Linked DNA regions of Mus musculus: all the other regions are linked to region 2. Evidence: chromatin loops called from intact Hi-C (ENCODE). Cell type or tissue: left cerebral cortex. All regions are shown on one strand. Region 1 has its middle 38 kb from the start of Gm31419. Region 2 has its middle 21 kb from the start of Gm52637. Region 3 has its middle 63 kb from the start of Gm31096.

What was found. Peaks named below come from ENCODE experiments on the same cell type or tissue, not always from the same donor. Only the 100,000 strongest peaks of a DNase experiment are listed, where the experiment ranks them.
Region 1: it touches region 2 in a loop (2.9-fold over the local background); 3 of 42 quality-filtered maps call a loop at or near these places.
Region 3: a loop joins it to region 2, with 2.7 times the contacts of the local background. A loop is called at or near these places in 2 of 42 quality-filtered maps.

What each region holds. Positions count from the first base shown.
Region 1 is chr3:85,525,352-85,533,351 of GRCm38, forward strand. It overlaps Gm3740. Among named protein-coding and RNA genes, the nearest start is that of Gm31419, 38 kb to the left of the region's middle. In left cerebral cortex, no CTCF peak of the experiment used is centred here; DNase peaks (open chromatin) are centred at 4,965, 5,467, 5,571 and 6,219; H3K27ac peaks cover 6,353 bases.
Region 2 is chr3:85,360,757-85,368,756 of GRCm38, forward strand. No RefSeq gene overlaps it. Among named protein-coding and RNA genes, the nearest start is that of Gm52637, 21 kb to the right of the region's middle. In left cerebral cortex, no CTCF peak of the experiment used is centred here; DNase peaks (open chromatin) are centred at 76, 2,310, 4,060, 4,340 and 2 more places; H3K27ac peaks cover 4,641 bases.
Region 3 is chr3:85,181,078-85,189,077 of GRCm38, forward strand. No RefSeq gene overlaps it. Among named protein-coding and RNA genes, the nearest start is that of Gm31096, 63 kb to the left of the region's middle. In left cerebral cortex, no CTCF peak of the experiment used is centred here; DNase peaks (open chromatin) are centred at 3,288, 4,127, 5,188, 5,286 and 3 more places; H3K4me3 peaks cover 490 bases; H3K27ac peaks cover 4,813 bases.

The DNA.
Region 1 (8,000 bases), 160 kb after region 2:
TAGTGTGATGGGTGGACTTCTGATTCTGCGTTCTTGACAATCCTGGAGAGGTACGGAGAATGTCTACTTTCTATGTGAAGATAGAAGTCAAGAATGAAGCTATCATCGGAGAAGGGTGGGAAGAGGCCCAGTCTTGCCAGCCTTCAGCTGAGCCTGGCCCGTAGCTATCGAGTGAACTCAATGAACTTTTTTGAGAGACCATTGGTAAGGCCAGCAAAAGAACCACCCAGCTGAGTTTAGCTCTAATTGCAGAATCATGAGCAAAGAGAACAGCTTTCATCTTAGGCCACTGACTTTTACGATGGCTTTTACACTCAACTAGAAAGATGAAAAAAAAATTACTGTAATTTCAATTCTTGAAAACAGAAGTTGGCAAAGGTTCCAAACTGCACCAATTTCCTGACCCTTCTCCACAGGGATGTGATGTGATATCACAGTGCTAATTTGGCCCAACCCGATTCTTCACGGATCTGTTTATTTTGTAGTTTTGATAAGCAGGCACCTGGAGGCATTGTAAGCCCCTGCCGGGCTGCAGCGTATCCGACATTAGTAAACCACCTGATTCACAAGCTACCTTTCCAAGCACCTTCCTTGTGGCAGCCCCACACTCTGGGCTCCCATCTACCTGCTGTATGTTACTTGCTCCAGGGCCAAACACCAGACAACTAAGGGCTGGGCCAGGCCACGCCTTGGAGACTGCTGCAGACATTCAAGCCAGCAGGACAAAAGAGGTCACTCACATTTGTACTTGCTTCCTCTGTGCCCCGACCAGTTTGCCCTTCCCTCTGTAGCCCTTGTCCCGGGAGCCTGGTTTCCCCCTTCTTTTAGAATCTGGGGGTATAAACCAACCTTTTACAATGGTGTGCGATACCTGAATAATAATTACAGTGCATTTTAAGATAGCAACCCGTTGGTATGAATGAGGGGGCAAATCTCACAGCCAGTGTCACTCTAGCAGGAGACTAAGATGGACAAGGTAGGAGTGACTGTCACATGTGTCCCCCAGACAGACCTGCCTCACCTGCATCAGCCTTTCATTGTGCACCCTAAGTTCTGAGTAGTTATACATTGTTCCACTAGAAATAAGTAATGTTTTTGATTGTTTCCCCCAACAATTTTCACAATAGCTCTAGGAAATAATTTGTTGTCTCCTTCATACAGATATGAAAATCAAAGGTTAAAATAAATAATATGCTGTAAGAAGGGGGAGATTCCAACTTTTTTTTCTCTAATTCTCCAAATAGAATGTTTTTCCTAAATGGTCCCAACAATTTTTGGAAGTTCCATTGTTTGCCAATCTTTCCTATTTGTGTATGCATTACATAAGACCTCAATATGTTTTCTGAGTTAAAATTTGAACAAATGAGATTTATGTACTAATTTTTTTAACTACATGTATTTGTTTGTGTTGGAAACATACACACCGCAGAGAGCATGTGAAGGCCAGAGGGTGAGGTCAGGAAGTCTGTTCTCTCCTTCTGCATTCGGATCCCAGGCACTGACTGAAGCCAGGTTGCCAGGCTTGCTGGCAAGTGTCCTCATCCCTAAGCCATTTATATAAACCAAATTTCATGTTTTCAATCACCGTTTTATTTTTACTATAAAAGTAATCATTCTCCTTAGCAGTTTAAAATACAAATAATAAATTTAAAAACCGCCATAAACATTAAAATGTAACCAGAGATCCTGGTGTACATTCTAATCCTGTAAATTAATGTTTATGTTGGGGTTCTAGATGTGGCTCAGCAGTTAAGAACACTTGTTGATCCTACAGAGGACCTGGGTTCAGTTCCCAGTGCCTACATGGCGGCTCACAACCTTCCAGCTCCAACGCCAGGAGATCTGATGTCCTCCTCTGACCTCTGCAGGGACTGCATACTCATGATGCACATATGCATATTCATACAGACAAAACCACTTATAGACATAAAATAAACAAAAGTAAAAAAAGTTATATGTATTTAATTCAACAATGTTATATGAATGTACCTCTTATCAACCCTCAATTATTAAGTGTTAATTATTTTTAATATTTTGTTATTAATAGTACTCTAATGAAATTCCTCAACTGTCCTTACAAAATTCTTCCTGAACATCTCTAATTGTCTCTAAAATAAATTCTTAGATGTAGAATTGCTAAGTCAAAAGTTTTCACAGTCTCAATATTTTTATATTTACTTGTTAAATTTCTATACAAATACTTATTTCCACTTATCCTAGAATCTTTTGGGCTTGATATAAAATATCACCCTCACAGAACATTCTGTGTGTACGTCTGTGCAAGTATTCATATGCATATGTGATTAAAACAGAGTCCTTCCCATGCTAAAATATAAGCGGAGTGTAGACTTTAGTCCATAAATGAACACTGGTAAATGGAGACTTTAGACTGAAATAATTATTTAAACAGAGGAAATCTGCTTGCAATACAGCTTGCCCACCTAGTAATAGAATGACCATTGCTTTTTTAGACATTCAGAACTATTGACAGCTGTTTACCTGTATCTTTTAGACATGTTGCCTCTCTCTCTCTCTCTCTCTCTCTCTCTCTCTCTCACACACACACACACACACACACACACACACACACATACTTGAGAGAGAGAGTGCCATCACACAGTGCAACCTACTTTTTAATAAAGGAAGATTGTGTGGAGGAAGTGACATTCTATCTGACTGAACAGAAGTAGAGAGAGTTACACAGTCCCACAACACCAGCAGGGCACTGCACCATTTCACTGGAGGGATACAATAGTTACCTGGTATGATTAGAACCCTCCCCCCAGACAGACTCACCTCCCCAACATCAATCAGCCTACCCGTGTAGGCTAAATTCTAATACTTTGGGCTTCAAACTGAAAAGTTCATGGTTAAGATGCAGCCAGAACATCCCAGGCCTTAAGCCATTAGCAGAGTTAGTGGCTGAGCTCAAAAGAACCTACCAAGGTCCTAGTGTCACCTAAAAAGAATGGATATGTGTGAAAGGCATGCAAGGGGCCCAATCAGGGTAGAGTAACAGGAAGCAGCCTGTTGTGGCCTGGGGGCAGAAGGACAGCTTGGTGACAGAAGGAACAGCATAGTGTGTTTCTGAGAACCCTGACATGAGAGGCTTTGTTATAGGTGGTCAGAGGGGTTCAGACAATTAATTGGCTTATTGGACTGGAACTTTGAATTCCGTTCTCTGCTGGTCCTTTCACCACACAGGTCAGATAGCTTCTGTTTTCACAACATGGCGTCCAATAGAAAAATCACTGCAGGTGAATATGCCTGACCTCTTTTCCTCCCCAAGGTGAGTATCTGAGGCAGGCCAAGCACACACTGGCTCACTTTCATTGACAAGACGATGATGGTCCCCAGTGGTAACCCTGAGGAAAGTCCTAGGTACTAAAGTAAAGCACTCGCCGTGGTGCCCTCTTCACTGGCACACTGTTATGCGTATCATCACGGCTTTCTCTCTGGGCCTGTCACCGAATTATGGTAATTTCTTCTAGTCATGAGTTTTAATCAGAGTTGAAGTCTCTGAGTTACTGACAGCTCTGGAGAGCTGTAACTGCTCAAAGATTGACTTCACACTGTCACAAAATCATAACACAAGCAGAAAGCTAGCGGCTCTCACTAGCCTCCCCCTGCCAATTAAAAACAAAGCGTCCTTCTAAACAGTGGGTTTCATAGAAAAGAAGAGGGAGGTAGACGGTCGCCTGCCTCTTCCTTCCCTTTCCCAGGTTCAAAGCAAGAAACAATACCCTGGCAAAGGCAGTCCAAGAATGAGATATTGCAATTTAGCTAATGGTCTCTACAGGAAGCAGAAGTCATTTCTTTGCCACTCTGTGGTACTTAGACGGCATCGAGAATGTTGGCTTTCTCCTGACCTTGCTTGAGCTGTCCACGGGCATTGTCCACAGTCACGTGCTTGTGTCAGTACCACAGGCTTGGGCGAACAGGTCATGGGGCATGTGCACTTGCCTCTCTGGAAGTCATGAAGCAGAGCAGGTGGCCCTTCCCGCCTTCACTTCTTGTCATCGTCTGTGATGGAAATTCCTTCCTGAGCAGATAGGACCCCAGCTATGTGGCTGCTTGGTTGAGGCAAAGCAAGAAAGCTCAGTTCCAACCCTAGAAAGCCCTTATAGATGTCTTATGTGAGTTCCAACCCTAGAAAGCCCTTATAGATAGATGTCTTATGTGAGTTTGCCATCAGGTTATCTCCCCTTACCTAAAGCCAGGGCTGATCTTCCTTTTACTCCCTTAGTTCCTAAGGCCTCCAGGGCTAGAATCAGTCAGTCTGATACCTACTTAGGCAAGGCCTTATTATTCATTCAAGGTTTCATCTGCTTTAAAGTCACTTCTTAAGTACCTATTACAGAAACAGGTAACTTGAATAAATCAAGCTAGCATGGGCTAGGTTGGAACAGGGCTTAGCTCAGTGGCAAAGTATATACCTAGCAGCATAGATGTGTCTCTGTATTTGATTCCCAGTACCATGGGGGGAAAAAAAAGAGAGACATAGATCATACTGTAGTAAGAATCCTAAAATCTCAGTAGTCAAAAAAAAAGTTTATTGGCTATGCCATATATTTGCCAGGTTGCCAAAAGAGCTATATGTCAGAGCCATTCAATAAATCAGAACACCACCAGTGACCAAGGGATGGGGGGGAGTCATCATGATGGATGCAACCTTTTTACATTATTAGCCAGAGTTAGTCTCATGGCTTCATCTACCCCCAAAAGGACCAGAAGATACAATTCTCTTTGTGTATCTGAAGTCACAGAGCCAGAAGTATTGATCAAGCTCCAGAAATGACTATGCACTCTCAGGTCAGCTGTTTATTACACTTAGAAGGAAAATTAAGGTCTGCAGAGTAAAGAATTACCCCTTGTGGTCCTATTTACTATTTGTGTTCCATTCTCACATTCTAGGCAGTGATAACCAGAAAATCGGATGACGGTGTTTCTGATTCATACCTGGTGTTTACCTGATGTACTCAGTTCTCTAGGTGGCTTGCCGGAGAGAACCCAAAATTACATAGGTATGTGCTAAAGATGAAAAGGACAGGGTGAGAGTGTGTACAAAGAATATGCTAAACTATTTCAATTTAGTGGGAGAGAGAAAAGGAGGGAGGGAAAGGGGGAGGAGAGAGAGAGAGAGAGAGAGAGAGAGAGAGAGAGAGGCAGAGACAGGACTCTCAGAGGGACAGCAAGTGGATGGAAATGAAACTGGACAAGGGTAATTTTGGCTGCAAGCTGCTAGTTTTCTGGAAGCATGAAAACAGAAGAGTCAGTGTAAAGATTATTGCATCAGGCTGAACATGAATCAGTTACAGCTTGGAGCAGAGTCTGGAGGAAGGAGACATCGGAGATTACGGTGGAGGCATAATTGATGCAGGGAGGCAGTGGTGAGCAGAAGGATGGATGTGTGTGTTGTTCTTGGACCCAAGAGGATTGCAGCACTTCTGTAGGGATGCTTCTCTGTGGCAGCAAGAATCTGCAGTCCAAAAACAGAAAGGCACAGAAATGATATTTCTCTGGCCTTGCAAATGCTGTAGATGTGCTCAGTACAAAACGCAGCAAAGAAAGAAAGAAATTCCAAATGTGGCCAGTGATGTAATGCTGAGTGTCTATCCTCAGGAAGAGGCGTCCAGAACTCCTCGTGCACCTTAAGTAACGATTTCAGAGAATCGGTCTGTGAAGGGATCCCACACTCAATCTGTTGGCAGATTCCATTGGCTCTGCCCTCAACTTACAACCTCAGTAAACTCTATCTCAGCACCACCTGCCACCTTCCTCCGAGCCACCATGATCTCTTGTCAGGTTTTCCTGCAGCAGCCTGTCTTACCGTTGAAAGCCCAACTCCCTAACTCTTATGAAGCTGTGTTAGGTGTTTTGTTTGAAATGGACCATTTCTCTATCTGAAACTCTTCAGGGATTTCCAACTCCTCCCAGAGGATCTCAGGGCCTTCCTTGGTCCTAGAAAGCCCTATAATACACGGACTTCTAAATCTCTATGCACTTGGTTCCTTCCTTTGTTCTCATTTGACTGGGGACACATGAGTATTGCTACTCCCTCTGCCAAGCCTCAGTCTCAGGGTCTTTGCACAGGCTGTCTCCAAGCTTGGGAGTCTCTACATCCAGAAATCTGCACTGGGGCTCTCCCTCCTTCTGATATCTGCCCAAGCATCATTTTATCAGTGAGGTCTTTGGCACCCAGCCTATTCAATGGAAAAGCCCAGCTGCAGCCTTGAAAGATTAGGCCCCTAACTCTTGCCTTAACCAGTTTTGTGTGAAGAGCTTGTTATGTGCAACATTTTTTTCTATCTTGTTTAGTCATAGTGTAAGTGGGCTCCGGGTGATGGGACAGGAGGATTCTTGTGTGATTTGTTCACTGCTGTAATTCTAGCACTGGGAAGAGGAGATGAGCCCAATTAATGAGTGCTGATTTGATAGAATGAAACCCTAACCTTATCAGTGCATCGGCACAGCAGGGAAGGACACTCAAGAGATAAGCACTTCTTCTTTTTTTTTTTTTTTTCTGAGATGCTGTGTGTAAACCTGGGGATCTCCTCCTCCTCCCTGCTTCTGGCTGCCATGGATACAGGTTTCTTCAAGGGGGTCAAGGATGTGACAGATGCTTTACATTAGCTTTTATGTTCCCCATAAAATTAGCAAAAAGCAAACCTTGAATAACAGAGCTGTGATTCTATCTCGCACTTCTGATCTGACACAGACCGTAAGAGCTTGGATCTGGAGGCTAAAGGCTGTTTCCAGAACCTTCAATGGGATTACACCTGTGTAATTCATTTACTCTTACTCATTTTATAGATGTTTACAGGCAGAGAGGGAGAGGAAAAAAATCCACAGAGCCAGCAACAACCAAAGGGGAGGGAGGAAGACAAGTAGTGGTTTTCATTTCTAAATTATAATCATTACATATGGCACAATATCCTGCCAGACAATAATACGTATCAGATAAATGAGAAAGCACGGTTAACATCAAGGTAAACACAACGAGATGGCTTTGTAAAAGAGGAGCATTACTTTGCTTCAGCTTTGGAATATGATTTTCAATATAGCAATTTCAATTCGCATGAAAAGTCAAGAGACTAATGGATTTTCAGCCAAGGGGACTGGTATAGGAAATATGATCAGAGACTGCCCAGGAGGACATTCAAAAGGCCTCTGAACTGCCCTACCCCAGCTACACAAGTACTAGCAACCCATGAGCTTTCATTACGCATGCCCGAGTTTCTAAAGAAACAAAACACAAGAGAAAACAAAGCAGTCATGCAGCTAGATTTAGGGCAGTGACAATCAGCCAGGCCTATTTTTAAAGATGGGCTCTCATTATGTTCCCCAGGTTGGTCCTGGAATTCTGAACTAGAGTAATCTTCCTACTTTAGTCTCCTGAGTGACTTGGGCCATCAGTGCACAGAACTGTACCTGCCTTGAATACTCTAGTATATTCACTCCACGGCTGGGCTGGGGAGGTAGCTCAGTAGTTACAAAAGCTTACCGTGTAAATGTAAGTACTGGAGTTTGGAGCCCAAGAAGCTATTTAAATGCTGGGCAGATATGGCAGCCCACCTGTAATTCTAGTGAAGAAGAGACAAGGATTCCCAGAACAAGCTGGCTAGCTCAGCCAGCCCAGAATGATAATTACGATTCAAGTGAGAGACCCTGCCTTGGTGACTACAGTGAGGGACACCCACAACCAACAAAGACAGCTTTGACAGCATGGCAAGCAAGCACCCATACACATGTGAACATGTTCACACACGCGGACCATACAATACATTTATAAAAGAAAGCATTTACCTGGGGATTTGCTTACAGTTTCAGAGGTTTATTCTGTCACCAGCATGGCAGGGAGCATGGCAGCACACATGCACTGGAGCAATGGCTGAGAGCTACATCCTGATCTAAAAGCGAAGGGAGAGACTGGGCCTGGCATGGGCTTTTGAAACCTAAAGCCCACCCTCAGTGACACACGTCCTCCAACAAGGTCACAT
Region 2 (8,000 bases):
TTTGAGTGACATCCTCGGCAGAAAGGAAGAAAGACTCGACTCGGGACTGTGAGGGCTCCTATCTGATCTAGATGTGAAGGCGCCCGTCAAATGTGCCATTATATCTCTTTAGCGTAACCTGAGTGCAGCTTAGCGATTAAAGTAGTGCAATCCAAATCAGGAGTCGTGTTTCTCTCTCTGTCTCTTCTTGCTTCCAGTTGGACACTTCTGACATGTTCACTCTGAGGACAGTTTCCCACTTATAAGGCAATTATTTCTATCCCAGGGGAATGCTGTAACACCATGTTAATGTTTTTAATAGCCTGTGAACTCTTCAGACTACTATCTAGCATTGTTACATACTCAACTTCGGAACTGATGGACAGGCAGCCCTGTGTGTGTGTATGTGTGTGTGTGTGTGTGTGTGTGTGTGTGTGTGTTAGAATGTAGGTACAGAGTACAGGTGCATGTGGAGGCTATAGGTCAATGTTGGGCATCTCCCACAAATGCCCCCCCCCCCTTGGAGACAGAGTCTTTCTTAAACCTGGAGCTCACTGATTCAGAAGGGCTGGCCAGAAAGCCCCAGGAAGCCTCGGGTCTCCACTTCTATCTTGCTGGGATTGCAGATTCCCACAGCCACACTTGGCTTTTACATGGATGCTGAGGACCAAACTCAGGTCCTGTGCTTGCATGGAGAGTGCTTTACCAACTGATCCATCTCCGCAGTCCTTCATATACTTACCTTTTGTCTTCAACTTTAAAAATAAAGTAACATGGGGGAGGAGGTCATGGGGGTCTGGGAGGAGAGGCAGGGCTAAGATCTGTATGTAACGCGAATAAATAAATAAATAAATAAATGGGAAAACTAGTAAATACAGAATGAGAGAGAAAAGCATACCCATGGGTTGCTTGGCTTTTTGTTACTGTAACAAACAGTGAGATAAATAACGGAAGCATAAAGGGATTATTATAAATCATGATTGAGAGGTTTCATATATGTATGTACTTGGCCCCATTTAGGGTCCATGACAAGGCAGGATATCATGGCAAGAGCTTATGTTTTAATCAAGTTGCTTATGTCATGGCTGCAAAGAAGCAAGTGAGATGCAGGGAAGACAGTCCTGCAGTCCTTTCAAGGGACTACCCTCCAATGACCCAAGTTCTCCCAGTAGGCTCAAGGTTCCAGCCCTTCCCAATAGTACCATGGACCAGAGACGGAGCTGTCATCACACAGGCCTGTGGGAAACATTTAAGATCCATTTTATACCACCCCGACAGTACACAAAACTTTCCCAAGTGATTCATTCGATAAAACTTTAGCATCTGCTAATTGGACAGCAAATTGTCACTAATGCTGTGGAATCAGCGATTTTGTTCAAGAGAATTTGTTAATTCCCTCTCAGTACATCAGGGTCAGTTCGCATAGTTCATGCGACGATAGAAATATCCTCATTATACAGGGATGGTCAAAACGCTGAATGTGTCTCACAATCCAAACCGTGAGACCTGGAAGTGAGTTTGGATGGTTTTAGATCTATGGTCTTTAGAAGTAAATGTTAACTTTAAAATTGTAGTAGATCCGGGTCCTTGGATGTCATTAGTGAAAACGTAAATGCTTTCTGTGTTTGTCCTAGTTGGCATTCTATTTCTGTGATAAAACCCTGACCAAAAGCAGTGTGGGGAGGGGAGGGTTTGTGTCAGCCTATGGTTCCAGTCCAGGCTGGCCCATGGAGGAGGGCTGCTTACTGACTTGTTTCCCGTGAGTTGCTCAGCCTGTTTTCTCATACACCATAGGACCACTTACCCAGAGGGACCGCTGCCTTCCCACATCAGTCATTAATCAAGAAAATGCCCAGCAGGCTTGCCTAGGGGGTCAATCTGATGGTGACATTTTCTCAATGGAGAGTCCCTCTTCCCAGATAAACCCTGACTTATGTCATGTTGATTAAAATGAAACAGAACAAAACAACTAACCAGCACGGTGTTCATCGAGGGAAGGAACACAGTCTTTAAATGGGGAGGAGTGTGGTAGGTATGTATTCAAAGGTAAAGAAGAGAAGAACGCACAGAGTTGAAGCTAAGGCTTGATAGCTGCTACACTCTCTCCTCTTGTTATCAACAGTCTAACTCATCCATTCGTTTCTACTTTCTGAATGTAATATGGACCCAGCCTCCTGAGAGAGTACCTGGAGCAGCCCTGAGGACAGTCTATACATGCAGCAACTCTACTTCGTGAGCTGGCGTTAGCCCATGCGGCCTGTCTGCTTATACACTGGTCACAACACACGATCTATACTAAACGCAAAGCAGAGACTGTATCTAGGCACTGTTCCAAGAGCACCAGCAGTTGGCTCTGGTAGCCTGTGGCAGTAGCTAGATCTCAGCCACTGAACCCTGCTAAGGACAGCTAATCATGTGCTTCAGAATTCCTGAGTGCGAGATGGCTTACAGGGTTTCAGCTGCAGAGAGAGCGGACATGTGCACCTCAGTTGGGGAACAGACACAAGGCTTAGTCCTGTTAGAAACCAGTGAGACACAGTCCCTCATGCTTGATGGCCCAGCCTGTGGCAGGAACCCATCCCAGACAAAACAAAAGATGGGAGGCCACTGTTCCGGCCTGTGTGGACAGGGCTGGGTGGATGCTGGGAACTGGGCCCTGAGATAGAAGCGGCAAGGAAATAGTTTCCCAGTTGGTAAAATAAACCAGACAGGAGGGCTTTAAAATCTGTGACCTGCTGAACTGCCACAATAAGCAAGAAGATTTACTTCAAGGCTTCCTGGGTGTTCCATCATTTTTGGCCTCAGAACTAGTCAAAAATGGATCCTGTGTTGCTTCCTTTAATGAAGAAGGCCTTTGCCCCTTTGTGTGAGGAAGACATGAGGTAAGTAGCCCATCAAGCTGGGTGAGTGTGTCGTAGTGGGGCCATTCACAAAGGCCTGGGCTGAGGGTGCTTACCTAGCATGCACAAAGCCCCGGGTTCCATCTCCAGCCCCACGGAAATCAATGAAGCAAAACAAACAAACAAAAATCCCACAAAGTGCAAGTTGTATTTAGGAAACTGAAGGAGACAGTGAAGTGACCTGACAAACACCAGTGAGCTGCTATGCCTCCTGGGGCAGAGAGGATATTGTGTGGAAGTCAGTTCCCACTGCTGTTTTCCTAGGGTGATGTCTTAGGGTCACTATTGCCGCAGTGAAACGTCACCATTAAGGAAACTTATAAAAAAGAAAGCATTCAACTGGGGACTTGCTTCCAGTTTCAGAGGATGAGTCCATGACCATCAAGACACGAAGCATGGTAGCAGCAGGTAGGCATGGCATTGGAGCATTAGCTGAGAGCTATGTCCTGATCAGCAGCAGCAGAGAGAGAGACAGACAGACAGACAGACAGACAGACAGAGAGACACAGAGAGAAACTGGGTCCAATCTGGGCTTTTAAAACCACAAAGCCCACCCCACTGACTCAGTGACCTACTCCTCCAACAATACACACCTTCTCCAACAAGGCCACGCCCTTTGATTCTTCCCAAACAGTTCCACTAGCTGAGGACCAAGCATTCAAGCATACATAAGCCTACGGGGGGTGGGGGGAGAAGTGGGGGAGCATTCTTTAGTCAAATGGTCACAAGTGATGAGACAGGAAGAGGGGGCACACACACCACCACAAACCCACTGTCCCGCCTCTCATTTGCCTCCTACCACCCTGAACTGGCTAAATCAAATCCAAAGCCAGAACCCGAGTTCTACAGAACCCGAGGCCTACATAGCAGACTGATGTGGGGCAGAGTGGTGGAATGAGGCAGGAGGGGCAGGAGAAGGTCATCTCCCTGGCTTTAGAGGAAATTCATCCCCAGTAAGATGATGGCAGCAGAGACCTTGCAGGACAAGGGAAAAATCTGCATTTGGGGAAATGGCCAAGACCAGCTCCATATGACGTCTTTAGTATCAGTGCACATGTCACTAGACTCTCATAGGTAGGTGCATCTAGTTAGATTTTGAAGTCCCTGAGGGTTGAAACCAGGCTTTCATCACTCCTTAGCCAGCACTGAGCCTGGCACAGAATGCCTTCAGTTGGCCTTCACTGACTGGTTGACTAAATGAGTAAGAAAGAGAGGAGGCTATTACATTCTGGTCAATTTAATTTTCTTGTCAAATGAATTTTTATCCAAAAAAGAAAAACAATCACAGAAAACCCCTTTGATCTCCTTCCTCCACGGCTGAAAATTCTTCCTCAAGTATAACACTGGCTGTTGCAGCCCTTCAAAAAGGATTATGCTAAGCTTGAAGGAATATGTCTTTGATGGCTGTGAATGGAGCAACTCTCAGGGCTGTCAATCGAAACTGGAAGTGTGGGCAACAGGGCCCACTTGCAAGGCACTAAAGATTTTAGACACAAATAAACAAACACGCTGGAGTCGCCATAGCCAATCACCCTGGTGGTGTATGCTGCCAAGAATTCTTTTCAAGGAGAACTGTTCTATATTTTCCCCCAAGTGTAAGCACTGTGCTTAATTTAGGATTGGGGTTAGATACCAAGGAGCAGAGATTTTTAATTCTTCATCAAAAAAAAATATTTTTTTTGTTACTGCTGTTATTTTGACTTCTTTTCTGGTACTTTTCCAATTTTCCCAAAATGATGCAAGTATCTTTATTACATTAAGTAACAAGAATTTGTTTTGTTTTGTTTTTGTTTGGTTTCTTTGGTGGGGTTGTTTTTTCTATCTCTCTTTCAAAGATCATTTAGCTCTCTCATCTGCAGGACTCAGTTAGTACATTTCATCTTTCATTCCAGAAGGAACTATTACAATGTTCTCTGTAATCTGAATTTCATAGTAAGGTTACATTTGATAGCTCTTTAACAAACACCTTCAGACAAACCTGGCAGAATAATCTTGAAAAGCTGAGGACCACACCCACCTCCCCTGGAGTGCTGGGGATGGCCTGCCTAGAGTTTGGCCACAAGTCTGTCTCCATCAGAGAACTGTGAATTCCATACCTAACAAGAGAACTGTGGCTCACACACCAGTGGGTGTCCCTGGCTAGCTAAGCTGAAGGCCTGGCAATGACCTCTGGCAATTTCATTTGGTTTAGCCCTTTTGCCCCAGTGGAAACCTGATCCTTTTGCTGTTGTTTTAACTTTTAAAAAATATTTGTTTATTTTATGTGTATGAGTATTTTGTTCATACCTGCATATATGTGCACCATGTGTTTGTTTTGTGCACTCAGAGGCCAGAAGAGGATGTCCGAAGCTCTAGAACTGAAATTCAAATGGTTGTGAGCTATCATCTGGATGCTGGGAGCAGAATCCAGGTCCTTCACAAGGGCAGTGAGTGTTCTTAACCACGAGCCATCTCCCAAGCCCCAGAAACACGACTCTTCACACGGGTTCTGTTTGTTTCACCATCAAACACATCCATCGCACACAGGAGAATCAGTGGCCCTTCAAGACCTCAGCACCCTCTTCAGTGTTCCCTTCACAGACTGTGTAATCATTGGGCTGCTATTATTATTGAATTGGTTTTGTCACTATAGAAACACTGACCTCACCCACATCCCTTTCTATGACCTGAAGATAGTCCACACTGCAAGTTCCTGTCACCTTGTGTCCCTCATGCCCCACATCCTTCTTTGACTCTACTCCTGTTCTTTTCATCTTGCACGGCTATCTTCCTAGTTGACCTTTGAACCCTGTGAATGGTCTTTGTGCCTTACTCAAGAATGCTCGCCCACCTTAGTTCAGTTCTAACATTTTTAAGAAGTGGGAAATCATATTTCAATACAACCACAAAAGTTCATGCACAACATAAATGCTGAGTACTACATTCCAGAAAATGCATTAAAACAAAACAATTAAAAATTATCAAATTGATAAGCAAAAATATCTTTTAACCTTGTTACTGAGACAGTAAATTATTTGTTTTGATAAATATTCTAATAGTGTGTGAACATGTACACACGTTTGTGCAGACTCGTGTGTGTGTGTGTGTGTGTGTGTGTGTGTGTGTGTGTGTATTTTATTAAATGGAAGAGTCATCTTTAGTTCATGTGATGCTGGGGCTTGATCTCAGGGCCTGGCTCATGCTAGAAAGCACTTTCCCACTGAGCTATATCACCTCAGCCTTCCTTCAACTTTGGAATCAAGTCAGGGCTTCGCTAAGTTGTCCAGGTTGGCCTTGAACTTGCAATCCTCCCACCTCAGTCTCCTGAGTGGCTATGCCTTCAGGCCTGTGCCACCAGGTGCTGTAAACAACACTATTTATAGCTATGTTTTTCTCTCTGCTAAATAATATATTGGAGATGCTTTTCCATGTTGTTGATCTTTTATATTATAAGAAATGACTGCATAATATTCCAATTCAGCAACATTTATTACTTATTCAACAAAGGTCTTACTCATCTCTGATGGCTACTGTTATGCCTGAATACATGCCAATATAAAGAACTAGCTCTAGGAGAGTTAATGGATCAAGGAGTGTGCATAATACTGAGACCACATGACTGAAATCGCAAGTCTGATCTGCTGGGAGGATTGAGAACTAAGGTTAGAGGAAATCCCAGAGAAAATGTGGCCTGTAATGAAGACTGAACAAAGCATCATTGGTGAAGGGGTCATACTTTACTGAGGTATAGGGTATTGCTTTGGCAGCAAACAAAACCAAGTGGGAGAGTGGGGTCCATGGGGCAGTTCAGAAATCTGCTCAGCCTCCTTTGGATGGCTCTGTCCTTCTCCATACAGCTCCTGTATGTTCCACACAGGAAAGTTTTCTAAGCTGAAGAACAGGATCTTGCCAGAGGGAGAGAAGGAAGAGAAGGGGAAAAAAACATGGAAAGAGGAAAGAGAGGACTTATTGAAAGAAGATTGTTTTTGAAGGAAGGATTGCTAGCTCATAGGTTCCATTGGTGTGATATCTCTGCAGCCACCAACCTCATGACCCTTGAAAGACAAATGTAAAACATCTATACCAACATGTTTGTCTCCTCTGTGACTAGCCAAGTGAGGATGTTGTCCCAGTTGCTTTGACATCACACTGAAATAGTAGCTTAGTACAAATATAGATGGCTGAGAACTTTCAGAACTGTCCATAAATAGTGTGGGGGAAGGACTTTGAGACTGTATCCAGTGATGCCATTTCAATCACAACGCTAGGAAACCAACAGTAAGAAGCATCAACCATTGTCTCAAATAACCATGGAATGTATCTTCAGTTCTGGGCTTATGTATAGCAAGTGGAGGTGACCCTGCAGCCCAGAACAAACACAGTGTACATTCACATAGGAAGGAGAGAAGGCAAAAGAGAGACTAAGGACAGAAAAGAAAGAGAGGGGCAGAGCAGACAGAAGTGAAAGGAGAGAGAAAAGACACAGCTTCATCGCCTCAGAAGCACGAGAGGAGTGACTTGGGTACCATTGTGAGGACTTCCTGGACAAGGGGTCCTGGAAATTCTTCATCCACTTCCACGTCTGTTTCATAGCAAGGGGTGTGGAGTTTCTAAACAGTCTGCATCATATCTGACCCTTCTAATTCTGCCCCCTTCTGCAGGTACTTGGACTGGTCTCCCAGGAAGAACGTGGGGAGTCTTAGGATATTTGATAGACTAATCTTTAATGAACCAACAATGTATCATCAACACTGTAGAAACATACTTGTACAAAGTCCTGTCATGGAGAGCGCCATGTCACTTCAAGGACTAGGTTCTAACAAGATCTGCATAAAGAATCTCTGGTATCCATGCTTTCTGAGTGCCTGCTTCTGCACGGATCTGGGCAAGATCATAAGCCCTGCTTACATCATTGTCACCCAGGATGGAGGGTGGTTTCAATTGACAGCAGAGACTGGCAGGAGCCTGGAAAAGTACAATAATATTCGAAGTTGCCTTCAGTCTTATTTTTATTTGGGCTAATTTGCATGACTGGTGGATGCCAAATGAAGATATTTTTCCTTCTCCTTGGAATAGCTTCATTTTAAAATATCGTTCTTTTCAAAGTGCCCAAATATTACTGTGGTGAATAACGAGCAGACG
Region 3 (8,000 bases), 180 kb before region 2:
AACCCAGCGTTAGGGAAGCAGAGGCACGCACATCTCTGGGTTCAAGGCCAGCCTGATCTACAGAGTGAGTTCCAGGAGAGTTAGGGCTTCACAGAGAAACCTTGACTCAAAAACAAGCAAGCAAACAAACAAACAAAAACCAAAAACAACCCTCAAATTCTAATTTGATCAAATAAATCTCTACATTGAAGGCTTGATGTGTTTGTTTCCAGTCATCAATAATATTTGCCTTAGACTCTACTATTCTTCACACAACGCCTACTGCTCTATTAAATACATACATACATACATACATACATACATACATACATACATACTAACAAAGAAGCAAGAGAAGTAAACTCATTGTTAAAGGGGTGGTGTGGTCCTGCAGTCCTTAACCTCAGCTACTTGAGAGGATGAGGGAGGAGGGTTGTGGGTTCAAGGCAAGCAGTCCTTCGCACTAGGAGGAAAAAAGGAAAAGAAAAACGGGTGAAGTTAGGAACATAAGCAAACTCAGAGAGGACCTGGAAATACACAGTGTTGTGGAAACACACAGTGAGTGGCTATTGGGAGTGTCAAAGCATTAGAGTCAGTGGGCAATGTCTGTGGAGAGATGGGAATCTGATCAGAAAGTTGAAACCATAAGTAAGCCACAAACAAAACCACCAGGAGTTCAACAAGGACAAGGCAACAGAGGCAGAGTGGTGGCCCTGCTTCTCAGGAAGTGGAGGAGGGAGAATCAAATCTGAGGCCAGCCTGGGCTACATAGTGAGCAAAATCCTCTGTCAAAAGACAAGAAGTGGAGAGAGAAGAGAAGGAAAGTAAGAAGAATGGAGAAGAGAGAGGAGAGGAGAGGAGAGGAGAGGAGAGGAGAGGAGAGGAGAGGAGAGGAGAGGAGAGGAGAGGAGAGGAGAGGAGAGGAGAGGAAAGGAGGAGAGGAAGGGAAGAGAGATAGGAGGTCTCATAAGTGGAACTAACACCACTGAGAATCAGTGAACCTGGAAACAGGTCAATACAGAAATTCAAAACTGAGGGGCAGAGGATGTAGCTCAGTAATAAAGCACTTACCTATGTGTTTTTTGTTTGGTGTTTGTTTGTTTTACCAACACAGGAAAAGTACTACAAATGAAATGCTAAAAGAAGGGAAAGAGAGAGAGAGAGAAAGGAAATCCAGAGGTGTGGCTTGATATCAAAAGGCTGAATATACCTGGAGTTGAAATCCCACAGGGCAGAGGAGAGAATGGGGATGGGGCAGGGAGGAAACTTATGAATAAGGTAAGGAGATGAGGAGAGGGGCATTCACACCCCACACCTCTGTAACCCAACGAGACGGAGACCCGAGAGGAAACAGCAGACAGAGTAACCGATTTCCACTCCGAGTCTGTGTCTTCTAGAAGACAGTAAAGGGAACTGTGTAACTCAAAGCTCCGGCTCATCCAGGACAGCTTTACAAACGGAGGTGAAGCAAAGGCCGCTGGAGAGAGCGAGAGCTGAGAGAATCCACAACCACAACTGTAGACCCAGAGAGGCCTTAAAGAGCTCCTCAGCGGAGGGGTGGGATGTCTGCAGACAGTTAGATCTGCACACAGAAATTAAGCCTCCCTGGAAATGGTTAAGGTGGGTGCAGATCAAGGCATCTAAAACATCATCTTTAGTCACTCTGTTAAACAAAAGATAGCCACCTAAAACTGAACAGTAGGACTGTGGTGTGTGTTTAATATATTACAAACAAACAAACAAACAAACAAACAGAAAACCCAATACATACAACAATGGGACAAAGGTCTGAAGGGACTGGATATTTACAGTTGTGACACTTAGGTGCAATGCTTTCTATTATTTGAGTATAGGCTGTAATTAGTTCCAGTCGGTGCTATAAATTTCAAAAGTAAAATGATGTCAATGCTAGATAATAAGATGGAGGACAAGCTATGCAGTGTCAGGGAGAAGAGAACAAAGATGCAGCAGATGGAACAAGGGGAAATAGACACAAGACAGCAGCTCCAACTTAATATCAACACTTCAAAACACAGAAACAAAAACTAACAAAGATGAAAAGAGATAGGTAATTGTAATCAGAGATTTCAACACTCCCATCTCAGCACTAACTAGATCAGCCTAATGAACATAGAGCAAAATCAGTGAGGAGACATGATGGGACGACCCTCTCTACCAACCTAACCTGTCCCGAGTGATCTCCGCAGGCTGATCCCCTAAAATAGCACATTATATATTCTCATCAAGAACACTTAGAATGTAGGCATTGTAATCTGGGATATAGTGGTGATTAAGCATTTTAAGAACTGGTCAGTGTAATTCTCCATTATAAACAGACTACAGAGGAAGAACTCTGTGATCATCTCAGCAGATAGATTTAAAATCCATTCATGATAAACAAACAAACAAACAAACAAGCAAGCAAACAACCAGAAGGACAAGTAAAATGGCCAGCAAACTAGGCTTCCCCATCTGTAAAGGCATGTTGAAAATGCCTGCAGCCATCAGGATGCTCAGAGGTGAGCAGCTAAGCAAGGTCCCTCAAGACACACACAGGGTGGGAGGGAATCCTTCCTACAAGTTAAATCCGAACAGCTGTGGAAGTTCTAGGCAGTGTGTGATAAGACAAGAAAAAAAATTGCGCGTAGTTTTTAAAGTCTCTTCTTGTAATATCATACCAATCGATCTCGGAAACCTTCGAGTCATCGATTTTCAATGCTGATAGAATTACTAATGGAGGTAATCAGCTCTGGATCGAGGAGCGACCCAGCGAAGCAGCTACATTTCTCTGCAAAAGCACCCAACACTCACCCGGTGAAATTCAGTAAATGCGATTGCAGTTAAAGTGCCATTTACAATAGCACCCCTCAGAGCACTGGATACACATTAAAAGTTTTTAAAAGTGTTAAAGATCTGTATTGCTTTAAGTATAAGATTTTGGTGAAAAAAAAAACTGATACAAATAGAGATCCACCGTGTCTACCCACTGTGAACTCCCCTTGGACGAAGATGCTCTCCTCCAACCTGGGAGCAAATCATTTCTCCAATAGAAATCATGAAGATGGTTGGGAGACCATTATGGAAATTAGCTTAAGGAAGCAACCAATGAGAGACAGGCTCATGGTGAAGAGTCCGTTCTCTTAACTCCGAGGCGTTTATCACAGGAATGATGAGAACCATGCTGCAGAAAGGATAGGCTGTAGAAAGGACAGGCATTTAGATCAATTGAACAGGGCAGGGAGTCCCAGAGAATGCTATGCACACACTGGCAGCAGACTCTGGATACAGGGAAGGACAGACTGTTGAGCGTGGTGTGGGCGGGGTTACATAAACATAAACAGAGGAGAAGACAGCATTGACACAGACTGCTATAAAACACTCAGGAGAAAAATCTCCGTGGTTCTGACTTAAGCAGTGAGTTCTTGGATACAAACCAAAGAGATTATCTAACTGATAAACTAGACTTGATTTGATAAAAACTTACTTTTTTTTTCTTCAAGAAATAAAAAATAAAGGAAATGGAAAACAACACCAAAAATAAAGAGAATAAGAAAAATAACATGTGGAGAAAACATCTGTAAATCACATATCTGGGAAAGAGCTTGTGTGTAGATGGAAATCTCACAGTTTGGTAGTAAGTAAAAACCAGACTGCTCTATAAAATGCAGGCAAACCATCTTAACAGATGTGTTATCAGAGAAGCCATATAGATGGTAAGTATGCACACAAAAGGGTTTGGCATCGCTGTTGATATACAACTAAAATACCACTACAATTAATTACAGCTAGTTACCCATGAAAATAGCAATCAAACAAGAAGCTGCAACCATGTCAGAAAAACACGGGACCATGGAACAATCATAGCTATGCTGCCGGTGGGAATAAATTGCGATTGTTTTGGAAAACAGTTTGGCAGTTACTTTTCAAAGCTATGAATGCACTGATACCAGCCAATCTGGCTCAGGCTATTTACTGAAATGATAACTTCCAATCGCACCAACCCCCGAGTTTGGGTGTTCACTCTGACTTTGCTCATAATCACCCCAAACTGGAAGCAATCCAGACGTCCTTCAGCTGGTTAATGGGTGACAGATACCTGCATGCTTCTTAGCGATGAGAGAAAACACGTTACTAACACAGTCATGGATCATGCTAAGTGAACGAAGCCTGACTCAGGAAGCCGTACACATACTGTACGGTTCTATTTATGTGCCATTCTGGAAAGAAGCGGAAACCATAGGGACAGAAAATAGATCAGTGCTGCCTGGAGCTGGGGCTGAGGGGTCAGGATTGATTAGAAAGGGGCGTGCGGGAACTTCTGGGGACTGTAGAAATGTTTTCTATCTTGATTGTAATGCAATTTACATGAAAGCATGCGTTCATAGGAGTGGAAGAATGAGGTATAAAAAAGGTGAATTTCAGCAAAACACATAAATTTAATCTCAATGATACAGGAGTGGGAAAAAACAACCCTAAAACGTTGCATTTAACAAGCGAGTCTTCTATCATCTCTCCGCGTGACCCCATGATCACAGTTTATGAAGTGGGTTATGCTGTTGGCTAGGTGAGAAAATGTTTGTGGTTCAAAGAGCCAGTGTTGGACAGTGTGCCCGTGAGCAGCGAAGGTGACAGCGGGCTTTTCTGGGTGTGGAGAAGTCTGTTGCCTGCTCCCTGTTGCCTTTGGACCACCATGCTGTGGGAGATGAATAACCTGCTGGTCCCAGTAGTTTGCCCAACGGAAGTTTTCCAGGGAAGCATTTACAGAGTGCCTCCCAGTCTCAGGGTGATTCTACACCGAGCACCTAGGAGTCCTTGAGATCCTGTCCTTGAGGTAAACCCTCCACTTAAGTGAAAGAGGTCTTGTCCTGCCCCTGCCCCTCCGGGCGGGCGTTTCTGGAGGCTGTTAAGCCTGCTTTGCAGCCTGTGCTCTCAGGAACCCAGGCCAGGAGCTGAGACTCCTGTTGTTCACTGTCACTTTATCCTCTCCGCCCACTCCAGCGAGCCTGGCAGGGAGGCCATCCAGAGAGCAGCGGGTCAACAGATGTATGCGCGGCTTGCGGAGCTGAGGCCCAGCTGGGAGGATTAAGCTGTGAAAGGCCCCACTCTAGGCCCAGACCGTGAATCTCCCAGTTCCTGTGGTTTAAGCATAGCCTGAGTGTGCCCGTGGGAGATCCCTCTTCGCTTACAGACAGAGGCTAGAACACGGGTACTGATTCCACTGAAGTGCCAGGTAGCCAGTGAGGGCTCAAAGGACAACCTTTCATTTGAAGGCCTATACTTATAGAAATTGCTTGTCTGCTTGGCTGGGCTTCTGGGAAGGTATCAACCAAGAGAGAAAGAAAGAATGGAGAAGCTGCTGATTGAAAAAGGAGCGAGCCGCTCTGAACAACAGATCTGTGTTTCTTGTGCCTTGCTTGTAGTAATCTTTCCTTTTTAAGAGCCCTCCAGCCTTGGCATGGCTAAAATTATTTTGATCCCTTATAAGTCACCCTTTAAGAAGTCAGGTCACTAGATTGGGGTGAGGGGATACGGGCGGTTCAAGCGACCTGCACTTTGGGGAGTAAGGGGTGCTTTTAACCTCATGGTACTCCCCGGTTTCTGCTTGGTCAGACGATCCAAGCAAAGACTTCTTGAGCTCTCCACCAAAGAAACCTGTTGGCAAGGCCAAGACCACCTGGCCCAGAGCCAGGCTGGAGAGCAGAGCGGCTGCCTCGGGAGAGACGCGACAGCGTTTGTGCAGGCTCTGGTACCTGGAACAAAAATATGCCGAGCAGCAAATTACGGCTTTCAGATGTCACCGCCGCCATCTGACACGGCATTTCAGCGGTTCACGTCTTCATTACCGGGCTGTAGCCTCCTGTTCAGGCTGTTCCTGCGTGGGAGACAGATTTATGCTGCGTGGGCTACTGTATACCGGAGCAACAATGCTCGCTAGGGTTGTCAGGCTGATGGCCAACCCCCTGTGGGGGAGAAGAAGCCTGAGCCTCCGGGTTGCTTTGTGGGTGGGTGCCTATGTGTGTCCGGGACCCATGTGCACCCCACCTCCACCCTCCATATTATAACAATTATAACAGTTTAAGGGAACGTCCTCCTGCCTCCAGGATGGTGCCCTGTGTTTTTCTCATCTCCCTCTGCTTCCGTAACCCCCCCCCCCCATCTGCTAGATCCTTCCTCTCCTCCACCTCACTCCTCTTTGAGGTGGTAACTAGACCAACCCAGCCAGCAATCACAGCAATACCCTGGTGGCCCCCTTTTCAGTTTCTCAGCCTCACTCAGACTAATGGATCAGAAACATGTGCTTGCATCTAATGCCAGTAATCATATCCTGAGTGACCACAGAGAGAGAGAGAGAGAGAGAGAGAGAGAGAGAGAGAGAGAGAGAGAGAGAGAGATTGAGCAGAGGTACCTGTGGTCCCTGGGGATACAGTTACAGGAAGACAGCCTTGCTGACAGCAGCCACTCTGCCTAGCTTCAGTCTGCCTCCCCCTTCGCCAGCTTTCCTAAGCCCCTTGAATTTTTTCGACCCGTGATCTGTGCTCCTGGTGTGAAGAAAACACATTTCCATAGCTTCTGAGTATCTGCTTTGAACTGGTGTTTCCCAGCACTCGTGGTAGCAGACGTGGTGAGCCAGTGTATAGTGGCCGTGGCTAGCGAAACCTAGTGAACCAGGGAAAGGGGACTTGGTTAGGAGAACCCAGGAAGGCTTCCAGGTAGAAGTGGCATTTTGAGGTGCGCCTTAAAGAAAAGGCAGGATGCTGATAGATGCAAATAAGAGAAACTGCCTGTTTGGCAAAAGATGGGAAGACTAGTGGGAATTTAAATGACACTGAAGAACAGCTCCAGAAAGACAAAATAAAAGAGAACCTTGGATTACAAAGAGTTTAAATTCCCTGCTCAGCAGCAGGAAATTTATCAGTCATGGGAGCCATTGCAGGTTTTAGAGCCAGGGAGAGATAAATTAGTGTCTCCCAAGCAAACTTCGAGAGTACCCTCAATAGACTACAGAATATAGAGTATAGGGGTGATGTGAGCACCCCAGAGGGTATTAGATGACCTGGCAACGGTCTGCAAGAGCAGACATTGCACATTTGATAAGGATGGAAGGAAGGTGGTGTTGCAAAGATTTGGCAAGTGGTTGGATTTGAAAAATAAGGCCAACAGCTCTACCAGGGACATCGCTAACTCTGAGAGTGGAGGAGGGACAGAGAGAACAGCTGATTTGTAGCTTTGCAGGAGATACCTGAGTCAGGATGTCCCTGGGGAGCTAAGGTCGGGGCTGATAATGATGGAAAGGTAGTGGCTGTGAGGACCCTCTTCCTGGAGCCACCAGTCGTGAGGAGACAGAGTGAGGGCAATGTGGAAGGGAGGGGAGCTGAGAGCAGACTCCCAGGGAGAGAGACAGACACCTGAAAAAGAGAGAAACTGCCACTAAGAGCTTCTTGCCAGGAAGCTGAGGGAGGATAGATTCCTGTCACGTGCTGAGGTGGCTGAGGAGGCCCCAGGGCTCTTTCCTGAGGCTCCCTCAGGACAGAGGTGGGTGGAACCAGAAGCCTGCACGGAGAAGAGTGGGTGGTGGAGAGGAAGAGTAGGCGAGCCTGTATCCTGAGAGCTTAAAAAAAAGGGTGGAGGCTTATCCTTTGAGGATGGCTTAAGGGTCTTTGGTCTGGCATCCTGGAGCGGGGCTATGGAGGCAGCAAGGGGCCAAAGGCTAGGCTGGTGCTCTCTGTCAGTGATCACCTGTTTTCTGTGGCAGCCAGAAATGCCAGCAACTCCTCAGAGCAGCAGGTGAGGAACTGGCTGCGTTCATATAACGACATGTGTGTTAATGTCACAGACTTGACTTCTTTTTCACTAAGGCCCACAAACGGGTTGTGGCGTTTTCTGCATTGCCCTGCGCCTTATTTTAGGGACTACCCTAGGGTGACTGTTGAAGGAAACATTAATTCTCTACAACCTTGACAGGAGGAGCATGAAGAATGTACCAGCGTCTCTTCTCCGTTCCTCAGAAGAAAACAGAGCCC